4 separate regions of the Homo sapiens genome follow, and all the other regions are linked to region 1. A link is an interaction called in ENCODE POLR2A ChIA-PET data of the cell type or tissue named here. Cell type or tissue: OCI-LY7. All regions are shown on one strand.

Region 1 (5,000 bases):
CAACTGCCCATGCTGCACACTCCAGTGCTGGTAAGTGCCTTATGCAGGTGAACCATTTTTTGTCTCTTATGCCATATTTTTACTGTAGGTTTTCTATGTTTAGATGTGTTTTAGGTACACACACCCTTGGCACTGTGTTACAACTGCCTACAGTATTCAGTAACACACTGGGGTGTGTAGCCTGGGAGCACAGGCTGTGCCATACAGCCTAGGTGCGTGGTACGCGGTAAGTGCACTCTGTGACGTTTGTACAATGATGAACTTGCCTCATGACGTGTTTGTCAACGCATCCCCCATCAGTAAGTGCTGCTTGACTGAAAGGTGAAGTAAGTGTGCCTTGTTTGGAGGGCATCCATCCCCTTAACCTGGCTGGCACTCGGGCTGTGTTTAATCCTGCAGTGGCTGTAAAATTCCTCGAGTGTCCTTGTTTTGTCTCCCTGTTGTCGTGGAGTTTCTCCGAGCATGCCTTCCACAGCCTGCGCCTGGGCCCTTTCCACTCCCACCCAGGATGTTATGCTGGAGCCTGCAGGGCTGGGAGGGGAAGCAGGCTCCAGCCTGTGACTCGATTTAAGCCCTTCAGTGGCCCGTGTCCCTGAGCCGTGACCTTCACACGTGTCTTTCCCTTTCTCCTCCCCGCTTGGGTGAGACGGAAGACTGGTGGGGCTGGAGCAGTGAAATGCCCTTCCCAGCTGAGATGAGGTCCTGGTGAAGTCAGCTTCGCTACAGAGCAGGCCTGGCCTTTGCCTGGAGAACGCTCTGGGCTCATTTCAAGGTGGTCACCTCCCCCTCCTCATCCCAGAGACATGAGGTGTTTTTTTTTTTCTTGGCTTTTCGTGGGGAGAACCTGATGGGGTTCCTGGAGGTGAAACCTATGAAAATGTAGGACCCCAGGAGATTCTCACACCTGCCATGTTCAGCCTCCAGCATTTTGTCCAAATCAAGTTCCCACCAGTTCCTTCCCCTGTAGACTGTAGATTCTGCTCCACGTGAGCTGATCTCACTGCTATTCTCTGTGGCAGGAGAGACATCTGTGACCTCACTTCCTTATGGATCCAAGAAAAGTTGTTGATTTTCACTTCTTTCAGTGTTTTTTGCTGTTGTTTTAAGGCTGTGGTATATGACTCCTAAGCTCTTTACATGTGAGAGTGGAAACCGGAAGCTTACTCCCCACCCATTATTTTTCGGTTATTGCTAGCGTGTGGGAAAGCTACCCATTTTAGTAATTGGCCATCTTATCAAATTCACTTGTAGATTCTAATAGTTCTTCAATTGAGACTCAGATTAACGAGGAAATCAAACATAACATTTGCAAATTATTTGTATCCACTTTATGGCCTTTTTATATTTTATAGAAATACTTGCTGTATTTTCTCTCCATCATGATTTCTGTTTTTCCCCTGGGCATGCAACTCCTTCCGTTTCATGGTTGATAAGTTGAGGGCCTTGATGTCACTTTAAAACAACAGTTCCCTGCTGGTATGCCTTGTCAGTGGACCCAAACATATCACGGTGTTCCTGGACAGCTCCTCCCCACCTTGGGACAGCTGGTGCGGGCCGCGCACCCTCAGCTTCCATGCACCCTGTTGTACTAAGCAGTAAGTGTCCCTTTCTGTGTGTGCCTTGGCAGGAAACAACGTGTCACTAACACAAAGAGATGTGAGGGTGGGAGCTCCAGGAAGGAGCCGTCCCCAGGTCCCAGTGGGTGCATTTGCTCACTTCCTGTCCTGGGTTCCCGGGCCGCTTGCCAGGAGACAGGACAGTCTCTGGAGCCTCCATGTCCAGGTGAAGATGAGTCTCCAGCCACCCTCTAGGAGACAGAAAAGGACATGCCAGGGGTGGCCAGAGGGACTGCTCTGGAGAGAGAAAGCATTTAGGATGTGCCTGTCTCTGTGGTGTTGCCTTCCTCTGCTGTAGCTGGTGGAGGAGGCTGAGGGTAGAAGCCGCACTCGTCACTCCGCCCAGACCTCTGGCCAGTCCCTCTTTCATAAAATTCACCTAACCTCCAAAGCTCCTTCCAGCTCTGAAATTCTGTGATCTGGGCTGTCATTGTCTTTTACTTTCTTCTGAGACGTGATCTTTCATAGTGGAACTACAATTCCCAGAATGCACCATTTAAAGTTAGCATTCACTTCCTGCAGAGCCATTAAGAGCCAGGTGCAAACATTTCCCGTCAATTGGCAGAAAACAACCTTGAGGAACCTTGACGAGTGTCCGGAGTTTAGAAAACTTAGGGATGGGTAAGCCTGCTTTCAGTGTCTTGGGCCAAAACATGAAAATTTAAATTTCTTGCAGGAAATTTAAATTTTTGTTTTTGTGTTTTGGTTGAGATTTCAATAAAAGAAAAATGAAATCAGAAAAGAAATGCCTAGAAAAGCCTGTCTGGTTTATTTAAAGAGGTGGAAAGTGACAAATAGACTAGGTCCTTTATAGTATTTTTTGTTTCATGTTTAAATTTATTTTTTTCTAATGAAGTATAATTTACAGAGAGTAAAATACACAGATATTGAGGTCACAGTTTGATGGATCTTAACATATATCTAGGCTCAAGTAACCTGATGTTTGGATTCTAAAATTCTCTTACTGGTCGTCCTCACCCCCACCCATGCTTCAGTGACAACAAGGAGGGACAGTGGCTAGGCTGCTGCCACGTTCCACGCGGCCCGAAGTGGTGGAGGGTGCAGGGGGAGCGGCCCCAGGAGCAGGTTAACCTGGTGAGGTGCAGTGTAGACAGAAGGAGGCGCCGCCGCTGCTTGTTTACTGCCTGACCTGTTGTCCCTGTCCAAATTAAACTCCATTAAGATTCAGAGCAAATAACAGCAAGCCAGGAGGGCGACAGGAAGGGAAGTATTTCTCACAGCCATTAGTTGCTCACAGCCGTAAGCCTCCATCTAGTTGCTTAGCCGCGTGCTCCTTCCTTTCCAGTCTGATGTTATTTTTTCTGCTCAAAAGCGTTTCTTCTGAATTTCAGAGCTATCTTAGAATTCTCTAGTTTTTTAAAAAGAAATTGCCACATAAGTGCTGCGTCCTGTCCTGTCCCCAAGTGTGGTGTGGGCCCTGTGCCCCTGAAGCAGCAGCCGCCTGCAGGGTAGCTTCTCTCCAGGGCCCGCGGGACTTGCTTCCCTGACCTGGCATGCACATAGCAAAGTCCACTCAAAAGCTCACTTTTAGCCAGAATTTTTGAGGCAGCCTCTCCCTACCTGTTCTTACCAGGACACCATCCCCCTGCTCAGGTGCCACTGCTTACCCGCTCTGTGGTGGGCCTCTCTGGTCCTGATGCCAGGGCTCGCCCTCAGCTCTCGTGCGCCTGCACCCGCCCTTCTCACTGATGTCACGGGTCGCCTTCCAAGCTGCCAGCAATGCCAGCTGCTGGCCATCTCCAGCCCACCCATCCCTCTTATCTCACTCTCATTTCCATCTCCCTTGGGCTAGTCGTCGAGGCAGAAAGCCCGGGCCACGTCCCTCCTACGTAAAAGGTTCTGGCCCATCCAGGCCCACTTGGGGGAATAGATGGTCCAGTTCAACTTGACCAGACTTCAGATAAGCCCAGTTCTTCTGAGGAGCCAGCTGTGCTCACCTGTCCTTGCCAGCCCCCTGACTGAGTTCTCCCAGGCGTCTTGTGGCAGGGGCTCTGGGCTGCTCCAGCTGCAGGACTGGGGCAGAGTGTGTCCCCATGGGCGCCCTCCTTGCTTCCAGGCCAGCCGGGCTGGGCCTGTGTCTAGAACCAGCTCCCCAGCATCCTGAGGAACGCGAAACCTACTCAGAAACACGGCTGAGGGCGGCGAAGAGCTCTCCTGATGTGTCGGGAACCGTGGGCTTGGGGCACGGGGATGTGCTGGGTGGCTGCCAGTGGCGTCCTCACTCCCACCTGGGAGAAGAGAGGAGTGAAGAGGAGAGGTGGGAGGTGAGAGGCACCGGGCAGGGCGCTGTGTGTGGCTCCAGCCCTCTCTGGCCCTCTGCACCTGCCCCAAGGTATGCGACTCACACCACAGTGGTGTCATTTGTTTTAATTTGAACAGATGTTTAGAAATTGGGATATTTTAGCCTAAAATCAGCTTCTGGCTTTTCTCGAAATATTAGATCTGCAGTAGGTGCTGCAGCTTGGATGGCAGCAGACCCTGGGGCCAGGAGCCAAGGCCCTGAGCTGTGAGGCCGACCTCACTCCCCACCACATCCCCTGCTCTGAGGCCACCCAGAACCCTGTGCTGCAGTAACATAGTAAACACTCTTGGGATAAAATGCTTTTAGTTTTTTTAAGTTTTCTGCTTTTTGAAATATTAATTTGTTTGGGGAGGTTTTTCTTTATAACATTTTTATTGAGGTGTAATTCGCATAAGTGAAACACAAGCTCCTAGGTGTTCCCGTGGTGAGTTTTGGCAGGTGCAGGCGCTTGTGCAGCCACACCCACGTCCAGCGGTCCAGGTTCTCCTTTGCACTCCCCTCCAAGCCCCTCCCCGTCACCGTTCAGATTCCCCACCCTCCATCCTTTCTGCCTGGTCTCGAATTTCATCTAATTGGAATCATAGAATATATACGTTTTTGTCTGGCTTCTTTCTTTTCGCGCAGTGTTTTCAAGGGACACCTGATTGATTTTCATTTCTAGTCTCACTGCATTGTGATCAGACAGTAGACTTCTTTCTGCTTTCTGGAACTTACAGGCTTTCTTTGACCATTTAGAAGGCCAGTTTGCATGACTGTTCCAGAGGAACTTGAAGAAGGCATTCCTTAGTTTTGTTTTTGTTTTTGTTTTTGTTTTTGTTTTGAGATGGAGTTTCGCTCTTGTCACCCAGGCTGGAGTGCAATGGTGCAATCTCGGCTCACCGCAACCTCTGCCTCCCAGTTTCAAGCGATTCTCCTGCCTCAGCCTCCCGAGTAGCTGAGATTACAGGCATGCACCACCACACCCGGCTAATTTTTTGTGTGTTTTTAGTAGAGACGGGGTTTCATCATGTTGGTCAGGCTGGTCTCGAACTCCTGACCTCAGGTGATCCACCCACTTCAGC
Region 2 (5,000 bases), 580 kb after region 1:
TATATCTTTTACTTACACAGCCTACCTTCAAACAGTATATACCACTTTATGTAATATAGGGACCTTACAATATTATACTTCCATTTCTTCTTATCTTTTACATTGGAGTTGGTAAACTATAACCCACAGACCAAATCTTGCCTGCCATCAATTTTTAAAAGTACAGTTTTATTGGAACACAGCCATACCTATTCATTTACATATTGTCTATGGCTGGCTGCTTTCACATTACAATGGTAGAGTTGAGTTGTGATAGAGACCATATGGCTCACAAAGCCAAAAGTATTTACTTTCTGGCCCTTTACAGAAAAAGTTTGCACAGCTTGGTTTATGTTATTGGAGTCATCTATTTTATTTCTGCATGTAAGTTTTATTATTTTAAAATTTTTCTTTAAAGGGATTAAAAAGTCTTCAACCCACATATTTATCATTTTTAACACTCTTCATTCTTTTGTGTAGATCCAGATTTTCCCTTGGTACCAGTTTTTTTTTGCTTCTGACTAAATAATTTCCTTTAACATTTTTTTGTAATGCAGGTATGCTGGTGATGAATGCTCTTCATTTTTGTTTGTGTAAAAAAGTCTTTATTTCAGCTTAACTTTTGAAATGTAGTTTTGCTGGTAATACAGTACACTAGGTTGATGGTTTTTTCTTTCAGTGCTTTGAAGGTGTTACTCCAGTGTCTCCTGGCTTGCATTGTTTTTGACGAGAAGTCTGTTTCATTCTTGTTTCGCTGTATGTAATGTGGCTTTTTCCTCTGGCTGTTTTTGAGGTTTTTTATCATTAGTTTTCAGCAATTTGATTATGGTATGGCTTTGCATGGTTTTCTTCATGCTTTTCTTGGAAATGTGGGTTTTAGTTTTCATCAAATGTGGAAAATGTTTGGGTATTATTTCTTCACATACTTTTTCTATAACACTCCTTTCCACACCCATCTCCATCCTCCTTCGCAGACTCCAAATACGTGGATCCCAGGCTGCTTAATATTGTTCTCCATCCTCCTTTGCAGACTGCACATACATGGATCCCAGGCTGCTTGATACTGTTCTTCATCCTCCTTCACAGACTCCAAATACGTGGATCCCAGGCTGCTTGATACTGTTCTCCATCCTCCTTCGCAGACTCCAGATACGTGGATCCTATTACCCTAATATCGTTCTGCAGGTTGCTGAAGATCTCTTCTTTTTCTTTTAGTCTTATTCTCTCTGTGATGCATATTGAATTGTTTCTGTTTCACTCTTCAGGTTCATTGATCTTTCCTTCTGCAATATCTAACCTGCTGTAAATACTATTCAGTGTATTTTAAAAACTCAGATATATTTTTCATTTCTACAAGTTTTTAAAAATACCTTCTACTTCTCATTAGGTTTTTTTCCCCTCAACAATCTTGATTATAGGAGCATATTCATAATAGATAATTAAACATTTGTATCTGCTAATTCTGTCATTTCTGGTGCCTGTTTCTATTGATCTATTTTTCTCCTGACTGTGAGTTATATGTTACTTCTTTGTAGACCTGATAATTTTTGACTGGGTATTTTGGAGTTCTGGATTCTGTTGTATTATTGATATACTCCTGTTGAGGAGTATAGGATTTTATTCTGGCACATGGCTCAATGACTTAGGATCAGTTTGATCCTTTTAAGCTTTCTTTAAGATCTGTTAGGGCAGGTCGACATTAGTCTTTAGTTCAGCACTACTAAAGTGACACCCCACTGAGGACTCTATGCAATAGACTCCCAGCCCTGTTTGAGCTCCAGGAAGTGTTTGACTTACTGCTTTCTAGTGGTTCTTTCCCCAGCCTTGCAGATTTCATCCTGAGCCTGATAATAATAAGCCAAAATTCAGGGAGGTCTCCTCTTGATCTCATGCTCCCTCCTGCCTCAGGAGCACCATCCTGTAGCCACTGAACTAGGATCTTTGTCTCCTCAATTCAAAGGGACTGCTGGACTCTCAGTTCCTCCTCCCAGCACAGTGGAGTGGAAACTGCCCCAGGCAGAATCTGGGGCAATTGTAGGGCTCACCTCATTTGATTCCCTTTTCTCAGGGGTGACAGGCTTGTGCTGTCTGTTGTCTAATGGCTGAAAAGGGTTTCACAGATTTTGTCTGTTTTTCTAGGTGTTGATGGTGAGAGGGAAATTCCAAGAGCAGTTAATTCTTGTTGGCCAGAAGCAGAAGACTAGAGACTCTTTTTTGTAGTGTCCAATTTGTGGCCCACTTCCTGTCAGACCTGATTAGACTGTCAGCATCTGCGCCTTGTAATACAGTCAATCAGTCATTACGTTAGCACCACCGTCAGTCTGTTGTTTCTTTCTTCTTCCTCTTTTGTTTTTTTTTAGACAGAGTCTCACTCATTCTGTTACCCAGGGTGGAGTGCAGTGGTGCGATCTCAGCTCACTGCAACCTCTGCCTCCCGGGTTCAAGCAATGCTCCAGCCTCAACCTCCCGAGTAGCTGGGATTACAGGCATGCAGCACCACGTCTGGCTAACTTTTGTATTTTTGGTACAGATGGGGTTTCACCACGTTGGCCAGGCTGGTCTTGAACTCCTGACCTCAAGTGATCCGCCCGCCTCAGCCTCCCAAAGTGCTGGGATTACAGGCATAAGCCACCACACCCGGCCAGTCTGTTTCTTATTATTCACTCTACTTGCATCATTATTCTGTAGAAAACACGGTTTATTTGCAAAAAATTTTTGAAACCACTTATCCGTTTCCTGACATGAATTTAGTGAAATACATTGATATTTAGATAACAATCTGGGCAAAGTGAGCTGTGACACGGAACAGTGACTTTAAAGCAGCCAAATAGGTGAGGCTGCCTCCTCCCGCTCCTGCCCCACCCTCCCCTCAGGACACACCCTGGCCTCCCATGCACTCGGCAAAGACTGATGGAGGGCCCATGACCCTCTGTGTCTTACGGGTAAAACAGAATTTCCTCCTGAATTTTTTAAACTAAAAATAACCTGAATAGTTTGTCTTTAGCATCTCCCTGGAGAGAAGCAGCACCTGGTGCGTCCACAGAAGTCGGCACAGTGGGTGAGCCTCTGGAGGCAGGTGCAACAATCAGACACGAAAGCCATTTTTATACTGTAGGCTGCAATCTCCAGTTGGCCTTTTAATTCCTCTAACAAGTCACAACTAGCAGTTAAACAACACAAAATAGAATAGAAAATAGTGAAAGGTCAGTTTTCTTTCTGATTCCCGTTACTTTCCCTTGTGTGCTGAGGGTTCTAGAGTAGGAGAGGAAGATGTTAAAAAAGTCAAGAGTCACCCAGGCTGGAAGAGGAGACTTGTGAACTTTGTCATCCCTCCTGGCATTTCACAGATGGAAACCAAGGCCCAGAGAGGGGAAGGGGTTGCTCAGCCTCACACAGCACCCTGGAGGCAGCATCCATCTTTTGCTTCCTATTTTCCCTGCAGTTGGTGGCTTAGGATCCAGGCTGAGCGGGAAGCGCTGGGGAGTGGGAAGGGGGCAGAGGCATCCTCCCACCCCAGAGACAGGTGTGAGGTGAGTCAGATGGCAAGGAAGGAAGGGGAAAGTGGCTATGGGGGTGTTCACGGCACAAAGCCACCATCAGCCATGGTGGCCTGCAGGCACTTGGCCAGTTACCTGTCTCACAGCGAAGTCCCTTGAAGGGCTCGGCACACAAGCAGGTGTAATTCCCCACTAGGTCAACACAAGAGCCTCCATTCAGGCAGGGGTCAGGGCTGCAGTCGTCCACATCTGAGGGGCAGCAGAGGTGCGGGCTTGGCTTGAGCCAGGCCACAACCACCCTGTGCCCAGCACCTGGCCACGGGCAGGAGCCCCTCTCCAATCCGAAGCCAGGCCACTCACCCATCTCGCAGGCTGCTCCGGTGTATCCGGCCTGGCACACACACACCGCAGAGCCATTCTCCACCTGGCACTGGCCACCATGTTGACACTCTTTGGTGTCACAGGGGGATTGGGCTAGAGTGAGGAGGTGTAGACAGGACGATGGACTCCCAGTTATGGTTACCTGAGGGGACAGAAACCCCTGGGACGTACACTGAGCCCCACCCCCAACTGGCTTACATTGCAGGGGGGCCTGGCAGGCAGGTTTCTGAGCGGGCGACAGGCAAGAAAGAGGCCTGGCCAGGCAGTCCTGACTGGCCACCCGAAGCTCTGTCTGAACTGGGTCTAATTCAGCAAACCTGGGATGGAGGGATGGGTGTGTATGCTGGGCAGGGGCAAATGGGGGTGCATGGAAATCACTCCCACTCTTGGGGGATGGTCCCTCCCTAGGTGGCTCTTATTCCAAGTGGACTGTGAGAAGAGCTGTGGTCAAGGATGCAGGCTGTGACTGAGCCTGGAAGGGTGTGCAGCACCCAGGGTGTAGGAGTGGCCCCTGGGGCGAGAGGCTGGGTGGGGCAGGCAGTGGCCTGTGCAGGAACGGCCAGGGCAAAGGGACTCTGGCCCCCAGTTACTGAGTGGGAGTGAGCTAGGGGAGCCCACCCTCTGCCCTCCCTCCTCACCGGATGCTGGCCCTCCTTGAGTCCAGAGCACCTGGCCCACACATCCCAGGTCTCTCCTTTGCCCTGGCCAGCAGAGCCAGACGCAGAGGAGAACCACATCCCCTGTCTTACTGACAGCTCATACCCAGAACAAACTCAGAAACAAGAGTGATAGCCAAAGCGTGTGTCCCTCCCTGGAGTCATGGGGGAATGGTGGGGCCCTCTCTTTGGCATAGGAAGGAGACAGGAGGGCCTGACTACTCCCCCAGGAGGTGTGAAAGCCCTTTGGTGGCTGATGGGACATGGTGATCCCTGTCTCCCTGACCCCAACTCCGCTAGGTGGAGGAGCATGCACACCCTAGCCTTTAGTTGCGGGCGCCCCTGCTGTTATGGGTTCTGGGGGCCAAGGTGGCTTCCAAGATCAGGGAGCCCCTGTGGGGGGTCGAGGCGGGAAGGCTTGTACCCAAGGCTTGTGCCACAGCTGCACTGAGAAAGTGAAGGCTCACGGTCCGAGGCCACACGTACA
Region 3 (5,000 bases), 190 kb after region 1:
GGGTCTTGACCACCATGATAAAAGGAGAAATAAATAGAAAATCCAAGGACAATCACAGCTTTCATCTACTGCACCCTGACTTGACAGACTTTAAGACAACACTTTTAAACCTGCACAGTTAGCTGTGGAATGCTAAAATCTACTGTTTTCATTTTCATATTCATCCAATAATCCAGGGCATATCTGAAAATGCCATATAGACTACACGACTGGAAACAAACTGCCAGGTCAGGGTCACCCACTCCACATCAAGTCCTCTTCCTCAGACAGAACCAGCTTCACCTCTCTTGGCTGCCTTTCTGGGATTTACTCTCATGCATCCATTCATTCACCCGTATTTCTGAAAAGCACATTTATGACAGCTAGCACATTCTCCACTTTGAAATCTTGCCTCCTCAACATCTGTCACTGCCAATACCTCACACCTACCCCTCCCCACACTCTCCTAATTGTTGGTAAATTTTAAATTCAGTATTTATATTAATGGTCATGTAAGCATTGCTCACAAGCTGAGCTATAGTGAATTTAACTACTTTTTTTATATTATAAAGTAAAGCTTCCTTCTTCAAAATTTCCTTGAGAATCCTAATTGCCTCGTTTCATTTGCTTCACCGGCATGTACCTATCCCTAGTTAACACTCTTCCACACCGTCCAGCAAAAGAAATGAGTCCCTGGTCTACCCTCTCTCCCGGGGCCCTGCCCTCTGCTCTGGTATTGGTGGATGCTCTCTTGGCAGGCAGAACCTGTGTCTTCCTCTGCCTGTCTCGGATGTGGAGCACCCTATTTCCTTCTTTCTCACTTTTAGTTCATTCTCTCCTCTAGTTTTTCCTTACAAAGGGAGAGTAGTAGTTAAATTTTTTAAAAATCTACATGTGTGAAAAAAGGTTTTCTCTGTACAGAAGTCATGTGGAACAGAGCACAGAATTCTAGTCTAGAGCCCCACACACACCAAATTTAAAAAAAAAATCGCCAAATGCTCGGGGAAACTGATTTGAGTAATAATAAAACTGTAGTCTCAAAAAAAAAAAAACAAAAGAATTAGTTTGGAAATAATTTCCTTTTAATGTTTGAGATGCTGCCATTGCAGTGACATTGCACTCCAGCCTGGGCAACAAGAATGAAACTCTGTCTCAAAAAAAAAAAAAAAAAAAAGAGAGAGAGAGAAATTGTACCAGCTCTTCTTTGTACCTCTGGTTGAATTCAGCTGTGAATCCATCTGGTCCTGGGCTACTTTTTTTTTTTTTTTTTTTTTTTTTTTTACTTGGTAGGATATTATTGCCTCAATTTCACAACACATTTCTAGTCTATTCAGGGATTCAATTTCCCCCTGGCTCGGAAAGCCCCGTTGCTTTCTAGCTTCCAGTACTGCTACGGAATAGTTCCAGGCCATTTTAAATCACACTTCTTTCTCTCTTCTTCCTGGGAGTTCTTGGGTCTTCTCCACTATTATCCTTTGTTGGATGGATAGACTGCAAAATTTTTCTCCCATTCTGTAGGGTTGTCTGTTCACTCTGATGATAGTTTCTTTTGCTGTGCATAAGCTTTTCAGTTTAATTAAATCTCATTTATCAATTTTTGCTTTTGTTGCAATTGCTTTTGGCATTTTCGTCATGAAATCCTTCCTGTGCCTGTGTCCTGAATGGCATTGCCTAGATTTTCTTCCAGGGTTTTTTTTGTTTTTGTTTTTGAGACAGGGTCGCACTTCATCGCCCAGACTGGAGTATAGTGGCTTGATTTTGGCTCACTGCAACCTCCGCCTCCCAGGCTCAAGCGGTTCTCCTTCCTCAGTCTCTCAAGTAGCTGGGGTTATAGGCACCCACTATCATGCCTGGCTAATTATTATATTAGTAGAGACAGGGTTTTACCATGTTGGCCCCAGGCTGGTCTTGAACTCCTGACATCAAGTGATCTGCCCCCATTGGCCTCCGAAAGTGCTGGGATTCAGACGTGAGCCACTGTGTCTAGCCCTCATCTAGGGTTTTTATAAGTTTCTTTCTGGTTCAGTCTTGGGAGAGCGTATGTGTCCAGGAATTTATCAGTTTCTTTTAGATTTTCCACTTTATGTGCATAGAGGTGTTTATAGCATTCTCTGATGATCGTTTATATTTCCGTGGGTTCAGTGGTGATATTCCCCTATCATTTCAGATTGTTCATTTGATTATTCTCTATTATCTTCTTTACTAGTCTAGCTAGCAGTCTATTTTATTAATTTTTTCAAAAAACCAGCTCCTGGATTTGATTTTTTGAAGGGGTTTTTGTGTCTCTATCTCTTCAGTTCAGCTCTGATCTTGGCTATTTCTTGTCTTCTGCTAGCTTTGAGGTTTGTTTGCTCTTGATTTTTTAGTTCTTTTAGTTGAGATGTTAGGTTGTTAACCTGAGATCTTTCTAGCTTTTTGATGTGGGCATTTAGTACTATAAATTTCCCTCTTAACAATGCTTTAGCTGCATCCCAGATTCTGATATGTTATCTCTTAGTTCTCATTAGTTTCAAATAATTCTTGATTTCTACCTTAATTTCATTATTTACCCAAGAGTCATTCAGGAGCAGGTTGTTCAATTTCCATATAGTTGTGTGGTTTTCAGTGAATGTTTAAATCTTGAGTTCTAATTTGATTGTGCTGTGGTGTAAGAGACTGTTTGTTATGATTTCAGTTCTTATGCATTTGCTGAGGAGTGTTTTGCTTCCGATTATGTGATCAGTTTTAGACAAAGTGCCATGTGGTGATGAGAAGAATTTATATTCTTTTGTTTTTGGGGGGACAGTTCTGTAGCTATCTATAAGGTCACTTTATCCAGGGCTGAGTTCAGGTCCTGAATATTTTCAGAAAGTTAACTTTCTGTCTTGATGATCTGTCTAATATTGTCAGTGGGGTGTTAAAGTCTCCTATTATTATTGTGTGGGAGTCTAAGTCGTTTTTTAGATCTTTAAGAACTTGCTTTATGAATCTGGGGGCTCCTGTATTGGGTGCATATATATTTAGGATAATTAGCTCTTCTTGTTGAACCCTTTACCATTATATAATGCCCATCTTTGTCTTTTTTAATCTTTGTTGCTTTAAAGTCTGTTCTGTCAGAAACTAGGATTGCAAGCCTTGTTTTTTTCTGTTTTCCATTTGCTTGGTAAATTTTATTCCATCCCTTCATTTTGAGTCTATGTGTGTCTTTGCACGTGAGACAGGTCTCTTGAAGACAGCATACCCATAGGTCTTGGCTCTTTATCCAGCTTGCCATTCTGTGTCTTTTAATTGGGGGCATTTAGCCCATTTACATTTAAGGTTAATATTGTTATATGTGAATTTCATCCTGTCATCATGGTCCTAGCTGGTTATTTTGCAGACTTGTTTTTGTGGTTGCTTTATAGTGTCACTGGTCTATGTATTTCAGTGTGTTTTTGCAGTGGCTGTTAACAGTTTTTCCTTTCTGTATTTAGTGCTTCCTTCAGGAGCTCTTGCAAAGCAGGCCTGGTGGTGATGAATTCCCTAAGCACTTGCTTGTCTGAAAAGAATCTTATTTCTGTTTTGCTTATGAAGTTTAGTTTGGCCAGATATGAAATTCTGGGTTGGAAATTTTTTCCTAAGAATGTTGAATATTGGCCCCCAATCTCTTCTGGCTTGTAGGGTTTCTGCTGAGAGGTCCCCTGTTAGTCTGAAGGGATTCCCTTTGTAGATGACCTGGCCTTTCTCTCTGGCTGCCTTTAATATTTTTTCTTTTATTTCAACCTTGGAGAATCTGATGATTATATGTCTTGGGGCAGATCTTCTTGTGGAGTATCTTACTGGGGTTCTCTGCATTTCCTGAATTTGAATATTAGCCTGTCTCGTTAGGTTGGGGAAATTCTCCTGGATGATATCCCAAAGTATGTTTTCCAACTTGATTCCATTCTCCCTGTCTCTTTTGGGTAACCCAATCAGTTATAGGTTTGGTCTCTTCACATAATCCCATATTTCTTGGAGGTTCTGTCATTCCTTTTCATTCTTTTCTCTCTATTCTTGTCTGCCTATTTCAGAAAGATAGTCTTCAATGCTCTGAGATTCTTTCCTCTGCTTGGCCTATTCTGCTATTGATACTTGTGATTGCAATGTGAGGTTCTCGTGTTGTGTTTTTCAGCTACATCAGGTAGGTTATGTTTCTCTCAAAACCGGCTATAAGCTCCTGTGTTGTTTTATCATGGTCCTTAGCTTCTTTGCATTGGGTTACAACATGCTCCTTTAGCTCAGCAAAGTTCATTATTACCCACCTTCCAAAGCCTGCTTCTGTCAATAATGCTATCTCAGCCTCAGCCCCAGCCCATTTCTATGCCCTTGCCAGAGAGGTATTGTGGTCATTTGGAGGAGAAGAGGCACTCTGACTTTTTGAGTGTTCAGCATTTTTGTGTTGATTTTCTCATCTCTGTGGGTTTATCAAACTTTGATCTTTGAGGTTGCTGACCTTTGAATGGGGCTTTTATGGGTTTTTTGGTTCATGTTGTTGTTGTTTTCTGTTTTTTTTTTTGATACAGGGTCTCACTTTGTCACCCAGGGTGGAGTGCAGTGGCACGATCTTGGCTCACTGCAACCTCTGCCTCACAGATTCAAGCAGTTCTCCCTCCTCAGCCTACCGCTGTGCGTGGTTAATTTTTTTTTTTTTTTTTTTTGTATTTTTAGTAGAGATGGGGTTTCACCACTTGGCCAGGCTGGTCTTGAACTTCTGACCTTAGGTGATCTGCTTGTTTCAGCCTCCCACAGTGCTGGGATTACAGGTGTTTGTTTTTTGAGACAGTCTCGCTCTGTTGCCCAGGGTGGAGTGCAGTGGTGTGATCTCAGCTCACTGCAACCTCTGCCTCCCCGTGTTCAAGTGATTCTCCTGTCTCAGCCTCCTAAATAGCTGGGACTACAGGTGCCCACCACTACACCCAGCTAATTTTCGTATTTTTAGTAGAGATGGTGTTTCAACATGTTGTCCAGGCTGGTCTTGAACTCCTGACCTCAAGTGATCTGCCCACCTCAGCCTCCCAAAGTGC
Region 4 (5,000 bases), 62 kb before region 1:
CTGGCCTTATTTTTTTTTAGGAGAAATGTCTTGCTCTGTTGCCCAGGCTGGAATGTTGTGGCATGATCACAGCTTACTGCAGCCTTAAACTCCTGGGTTCAAGTGATCCTCCTGCCTCAGCCTCTGGAGTAGCTAGGACTACAGGTGCGTGCCACTATCCCTGGCTAATTTTTACATTTTTTGTAGAGATGGGGTCTCACTATTGTTACTCAGGCTGGTCTCAAACACCTGGCCTCAAGGGATCCATCCCGCCAAATGGCTTCCAAAAGTGCTGGGCTCACAGGCATGAGCCACCACGTCCGGCTGTCCTTTCCTTCTCTTGACAGTGTCTCTCACAAAGCACAAAGTTATTATTTTCGTGAAGTCCATCTTAATCAATTCTCTCATGGGCTGTGCCTTTGGTTTTGTATCTAAACAGTCTGCCAAACCCCAGGTGATCTAAGTTTTCTCCTGTGTTACTGTCTAGGAGTTGCATAGTTTTGCATTTTACATTTGGGTCTGTGATTCATTTTGTCTTTTTTTTCCCCCACTTTTTGTGGAGAACGGGGTCTCACTATATTGCCCAGGCAGGTCTCGAGCTCCTGGGCTCAAGCAATCCTCCTGCCTCTGCCTCCTTGAAAGCTGGGATTACAGGCGTGAGCCACCGTGCCAGGCCTGTGATTCATTTTGAATTTATGTTCGTGGAGGGTATACGGTCTGGTCTAGATTTATTCTCTTTCATGAGGATGTCCAGTTGTTCCAGCAGCGTTTATTGAGGAAAATGCCTTTGCACCATTGCATCCCTCTGCTGCTTTGTCAGAGGCCAGTTGACTCCTTATGTGGGTGCCCCTGTGATTTGAAGGCCCCAGTGAGACTGGCTGAGTCGAATGAATCGGACTTTTCTTTCTCTGTCTTGAGCAGTGCTTCTCACTAGTGTCAGGCCCCGTGTCTTTGTACATCTGTGATCTTGGCAGCTGTAGGGATGATGGTGGACTTGTGGTATTTGGCTGAGAACATCCTTGCAGTCCAGGCTAGGGGTCATGAGCATGGATGAGTCACCTGCTGGCTGTGCCCACGCTTCCCCCGCCACCATCCTCTGCTCTCTTCTTTGCCTGTGCTTTCTTCTTCCTCGACAGGGTAGAGCTGGCCTCTCTGACCAAGACAGCTGACAGTGCATCTCCTTTCCCCTGCCGTGTTTCTGGAACATTGAACTTTACCAGTTGTGTTTGTTACTATTTAGTAAGGTTATCTTCTCCATGTTGGGTTTTGCTGGAGGTGTGGGTATGGCATCTTCTAGAGAAGATCCAGACCTTTTTGGATTAAAAGTAAGGTTACAAATCACTGTGCTGTACTTGTTGTCATATGAGATTTCTGAGTTGTATTGTTGGGATAATTTTCTTTTTCTTTTTTTGAGATGGAGTCTCGCTGTGTCACCCAGGCTGGAATGCAGTGGTGTGATCTCGGCTCACTGCAACCTCCACCTCCTGGGTTCAAGCAATTCTCCTGCCTCAGCCTCCCGAGTAGCTGGGATTACAGGTGCCTGCCACCATGTCCAGCTAATATTTTGTATTAGTAGAGACAGGGTTTCACCATGTTAGCCAGGATGGTCTCGATCTCCTGACCTTGTGATCCGCCCGCCTCAGCCTCCCAAAGCGCTGGGATTATAGGGGTGAGCCACTGCGCACAGCCTGTTGGGATAATTTAAGCTTGACAGTTCAAGGCCTATGAAACAGGACCAGGGCTCAGGAGCATCCTCTTTTTCAGGCCGTTAATTAAGGAAAAGTTGAGCCAGGGCGTGACCCTCGTCGTGGACAGATACGCATTTTCTGGTGTGGCCTTCACCGGTGCCAAGGAGGTGAGTGCCACTTGGCCTCCTGTCAGGCGAGCACAGATGTGTGGACCCAGGACTGCCCTTGAATGCGAGTACGAGTGACATGCCTCAGATTACTCTGCAGAGTTTCGTGATTCTTATATTCCTTTTATCTCTTTGCTAGATTAATTTGGTTTTATCAATAAGAAGAGCAAACATTTATGTAGCTAGAGATTGTTTCACAGATAGAACCATAGTTGGTATTTGGATTATATTTTCCACACGCTTTTTTTTTTTTTTTTGGGGAGACAGTCTCTCATTCTGTCACCCAGGCTGGAGTGCAGTGGCACGATCTCAGCTCATTGCAACCTCTGCCTCCTGAGTTCAAGCGATTATCCTGCCTCAGTCTCCCGAGTATCTGGGATTATAGGCATGCACCACCGTGCCCAGCTAATTTTCATACTTTTAGTAGAGACGGGGTTTTACCATGTTGGCCAGGCTGGTCTCAAACTCCTGACCTCAAGTGATCCACTCATCTCAGCCTCCCAAAGTGCTAGGATTACAGGCATGAGCCACTGCACCCAGCCTCCAGATGCATTTTCAAAGATGGTTCATTTGTAGTACTTTTTTCCCCCGTTTTTTGAAAGAGGGCGTCTCCCTCTGTTGCCCAGGCTGGAGTACAGTGGAACAAGCAAAGCTCGCTATAACAACTCTTGGGCCCAAGTGATCCTCCCGCTTCAGCCTCCCAAAGTGCTGGGATTACAGGCGCGAGCCACCGTGCCCGGCCACGCCCTCACTTTTTAATTCTGCCATTTCTTCATGTGTTAGCTTGAGTCCTTCCCCTCTGAAGTATTACGTTGTATAATAAGGAGGACAAGACTCATGATTCCTTTGCTTCTTCCTGCTGTGCGGATCAGCTGACAGAGCCGCAGGCTCTGTGGGAGGTTCTCGTGGACGCCTTCCCTCAGCTCATTGTGCTGTTGTGTGATGTGTGGCCTGCAGTCACAGCCTTTCTGGTCCTACCTTTCCTCCGGAAACAGGACAGCATTTGGAGGGAGATGGGATGAGTAAGGGAGGGAGAGAGGGTGCTGGCACAGCCCTGGCAAGAAGGGCCAGTGGATGAGACTAGGCTGGCACATAACAGGCTCTAGGAGTGCCTGTCTTCTTCCTGCTCTTCCACGGGAGAGGAGACCCTGGCGTGTGTGTGGCAGAAAAGACACTGCCAAGGACCTCGTGCCTGTGTCCGGACCCAGCTGCTCTGTGCTGCAGGCGTTCTAGGCCGGGGGTCTCCAGGGGTTCTGTACATAGACTGTTTGCTCCTGGCCAGCAGGCCTGTAGCTGTGCTGGGAGGGCCTCCATGGGGCCTGGGCTGTGGGTGGCGGGGACTGGCAGCCGTTCTATCTACCTACTTTTCTGTCCACTTGTCTGTTTACAAAGGAAAAACAAAGGTGACACTGGAGAAACCGACACGTTTGAGGTTCTAAAAATTAAACGAGCCACAATATAAACAGTCTCACATCTTGGTACCTCACCAAATGTCCCCTCATTTTTTCCTGTTTTTACGACTTTCGAAACAAAAACCTAGACTACACTAAGCTTTAACTGTTGGGTTCTTTCTTGGCAGAATTTTTCCCTAGATTGGTGTAAACAGCCAGACGTGGGCCTTCCCAAACCCGACCTGGTCCTGTTCCTCCAGTTACAGCTGGCGGATGCTGCCAAGCGGGGAGCGTTTGGCCATGAGCGCTATGAGAACGGGGCTTTCCAGGAGCGGGCGCTCCGGTGTTTCCACCAGCTCATGAAAGACACGACTTTGAACTGGAAGGTGAGAATCCCAGAATTGCACACTAGGAAGCGTGGAGAAGTGGCTCAGGATGACACCGTGGTGGCTGGCACAGTTGTGTCAGCAAAGCTGCTGCCGTTTCCGTCTGGTCCTCCCAGATGTGGAGCCCCGGGAGTAGTCGTTCAGGGGTTCTCGGTGCCAGCAAATTCTTTTTTTTTTGAGACAGAATCTTGCTCTGGGTGCCAACCCAGGCTGGAGTGCAATGGCACGATCTCAGCTCACTGCAACCTCCGCTTCTTGGGTTCAAGTGATTCTCCTGCCTCAGCCTCCCGAGTAGCTGGGATTACAGGCACGTGCCATCATGCCTGGCTAATTTTTTTTGTAGAGATGGGGTTTCTCCACGTTGGTCAGGCTGGTCTCCAACTCCTGACCTCAGGTGATCTGCCCACCTCGGCCTCCCAAAGTGCTGGGATTATAGGCATGAGCCATCGCGCCCGGCCAGTGCCAGCAAATTCTAACCCGATGAGTTTTGCTAAATGTTGACATTTGGCGCTTTGTCTGGTGGGTCAGGTGAGAGTCTGCGCAATCCTCCACATCCTCAGCCCCTCTTCAGACACGAGCGCCAGCCTGTTCCTGCCACTGTGTCCTCTGGTGCGGCCTCTCGCTGGGCATGGGCCCTGCAGCAGCACCTGGCCATCTAAGTTCAGGAGGGTGCTGTGTGCTGCCTCTCCCTTCAGTCCTGCCTCCTTCAATCTCAGCAGTCCCAGGTCTGGCTCTGCTCCCAGGACGCTGGACTCTCCCCTCCCAGTGGACTCGCAGGCTGGCCGCCTCTGCTCCTCCCGACCGCAGCCCCTACCTCTCTCCCAGACTCCAGTCGCCCGTGCCCACCGCTGCCCACGTGGCCTCTTTCCAGGCGGCAGCCAGGGCTTCTGGCACGTCGGGCGCCAGCACTGTCGCTTGTGGCCACGGCCCGCGGAGCTTCAGTCCCTTGAGCTCCTCCTCCAGAGCAGGGCCGAGGGTCTCGCCCCAGCCCGACTGGCTGTGCCTGCAGATGATGCTGGTCACGCAGCTTTTCGTTTCCCGGAACGCAGGTGGGATAGCAGTGCCCTTTTCTGGCAGTGCGGCATTCTCTCTGGCAGTCATTCCGCCCGGAGAGGCTCATCTTGGGCGGTTCTGGGCGACAGCTGTGTGGCTGCACAGTGGCCAGTGAGAGGCATCTGGGAAGGTGGCCCTTGTGTAGGGAGTCACTCTCCTTCCGTCACGGTCACACCTCATGAAATGGTTAGATTCTTCCAAGTGCCTTCTACGCCCCTGGCAGATTTTCTAGAATTTGCTGTCCCAGAAGCTTGAGAAGGGTCCGGTGCCACCCGACAGCAGAAGCCGGGATGCCGCTGAGATGCCAGCGCTTCTGAGTCCCTCTCACTGCCTGCC

Evidence for each region. ChIA-PET counts read pairs that join two places held together with the same protein. Peaks named below come from ENCODE experiments on the same cell type or tissue, not always from the same donor. Only the 100,000 strongest peaks of a DNase experiment are listed, where the experiment ranks them.
Region 2: POLR2A ChIA-PET joins it to region 1 with 6 read pairs; 1 of 35 experiments calls an interaction of 5 or more read pairs at or near these places.
Region 3: POLR2A ChIA-PET joins it to region 1 with 8 read pairs; 3 of 35 experiments call an interaction of 5 or more read pairs at or near these places.
Region 4: POLR2A ChIA-PET joins it to region 1 with 5 read pairs; 8 of 35 experiments call an interaction of 5 or more read pairs at or near these places.

The regions. Positions count from the first base shown.
Region 1 is chr2:241,614,649-241,619,648 of GRCh38, reverse strand. All of the region lies in intron 2 of THAP4 (THAP domain containing 4), which reads left to right. Among named protein-coding and RNA genes, the nearest start is that of THAP4, 20 kb to the left of the region's middle. RefSeq lists enhancers at 1,997-2,116, 3,291-4,097. In OCI-LY7, a CTCF peak has its summit at 2,681; DNase peaks (open chromatin) are centred at 1,668 and 2,148; H3K4me3 peaks cover 1,070 bases; H3K27ac peaks cover 1,948 bases.
Region 2 is chr2:241,039,025-241,044,024 of GRCh38, reverse strand. It overlaps SNED1 (sushi, nidogen and EGF like domains 1), which reads right to left. Exons shown (of 32, transcript NM_001080437.3): 7 at 3,837-3,950; 8 at 3,612-3,725. All of the region lies in intron 1 of SNED1-AS1 (SNED1 antisense RNA 1), which reads left to right. It also overlaps a transcript of MTERF4 not described here. Among named protein-coding and RNA genes, the nearest start is that of SNED1-AS1, 23 kb to the left of the region's middle. RefSeq lists enhancers at 1,937-2,166, 2,617-2,666. In OCI-LY7, no CTCF peak of the experiment used is centred here; DNase peaks (open chromatin) are centred at 2,254 and 3,004; H3K4me3 peaks cover 2,161 bases; H3K27ac peaks cover 2,982 bases.
Region 3 is chr2:241,421,895-241,426,894 of GRCh38, reverse strand. The region is part of intron 8 of FARP2 (FERM, ARH/RhoGEF and pleckstrin domain protein 2); the gene reads right to left. Among named protein-coding and RNA genes, the nearest start is that of MIR3133, 54 kb to the left of the region's middle. In OCI-LY7, no CTCF peak of the experiment used is centred here; no DNase peak of the experiment used is centred here.
Region 4 is chr2:241,677,063-241,682,062 of GRCh38, reverse strand. It overlaps DTYMK (deoxythymidylate kinase), which reads left to right. Exons shown (of 5, transcript NM_012145.4): 3 at 1,744-1,834; 4 at 3,414-3,611. Among named protein-coding and RNA genes, the nearest start is that of DTYMK, 7.3 kb to the left of the region's middle. In OCI-LY7, no CTCF peak of the experiment used is centred here; no DNase peak of the experiment used is centred here.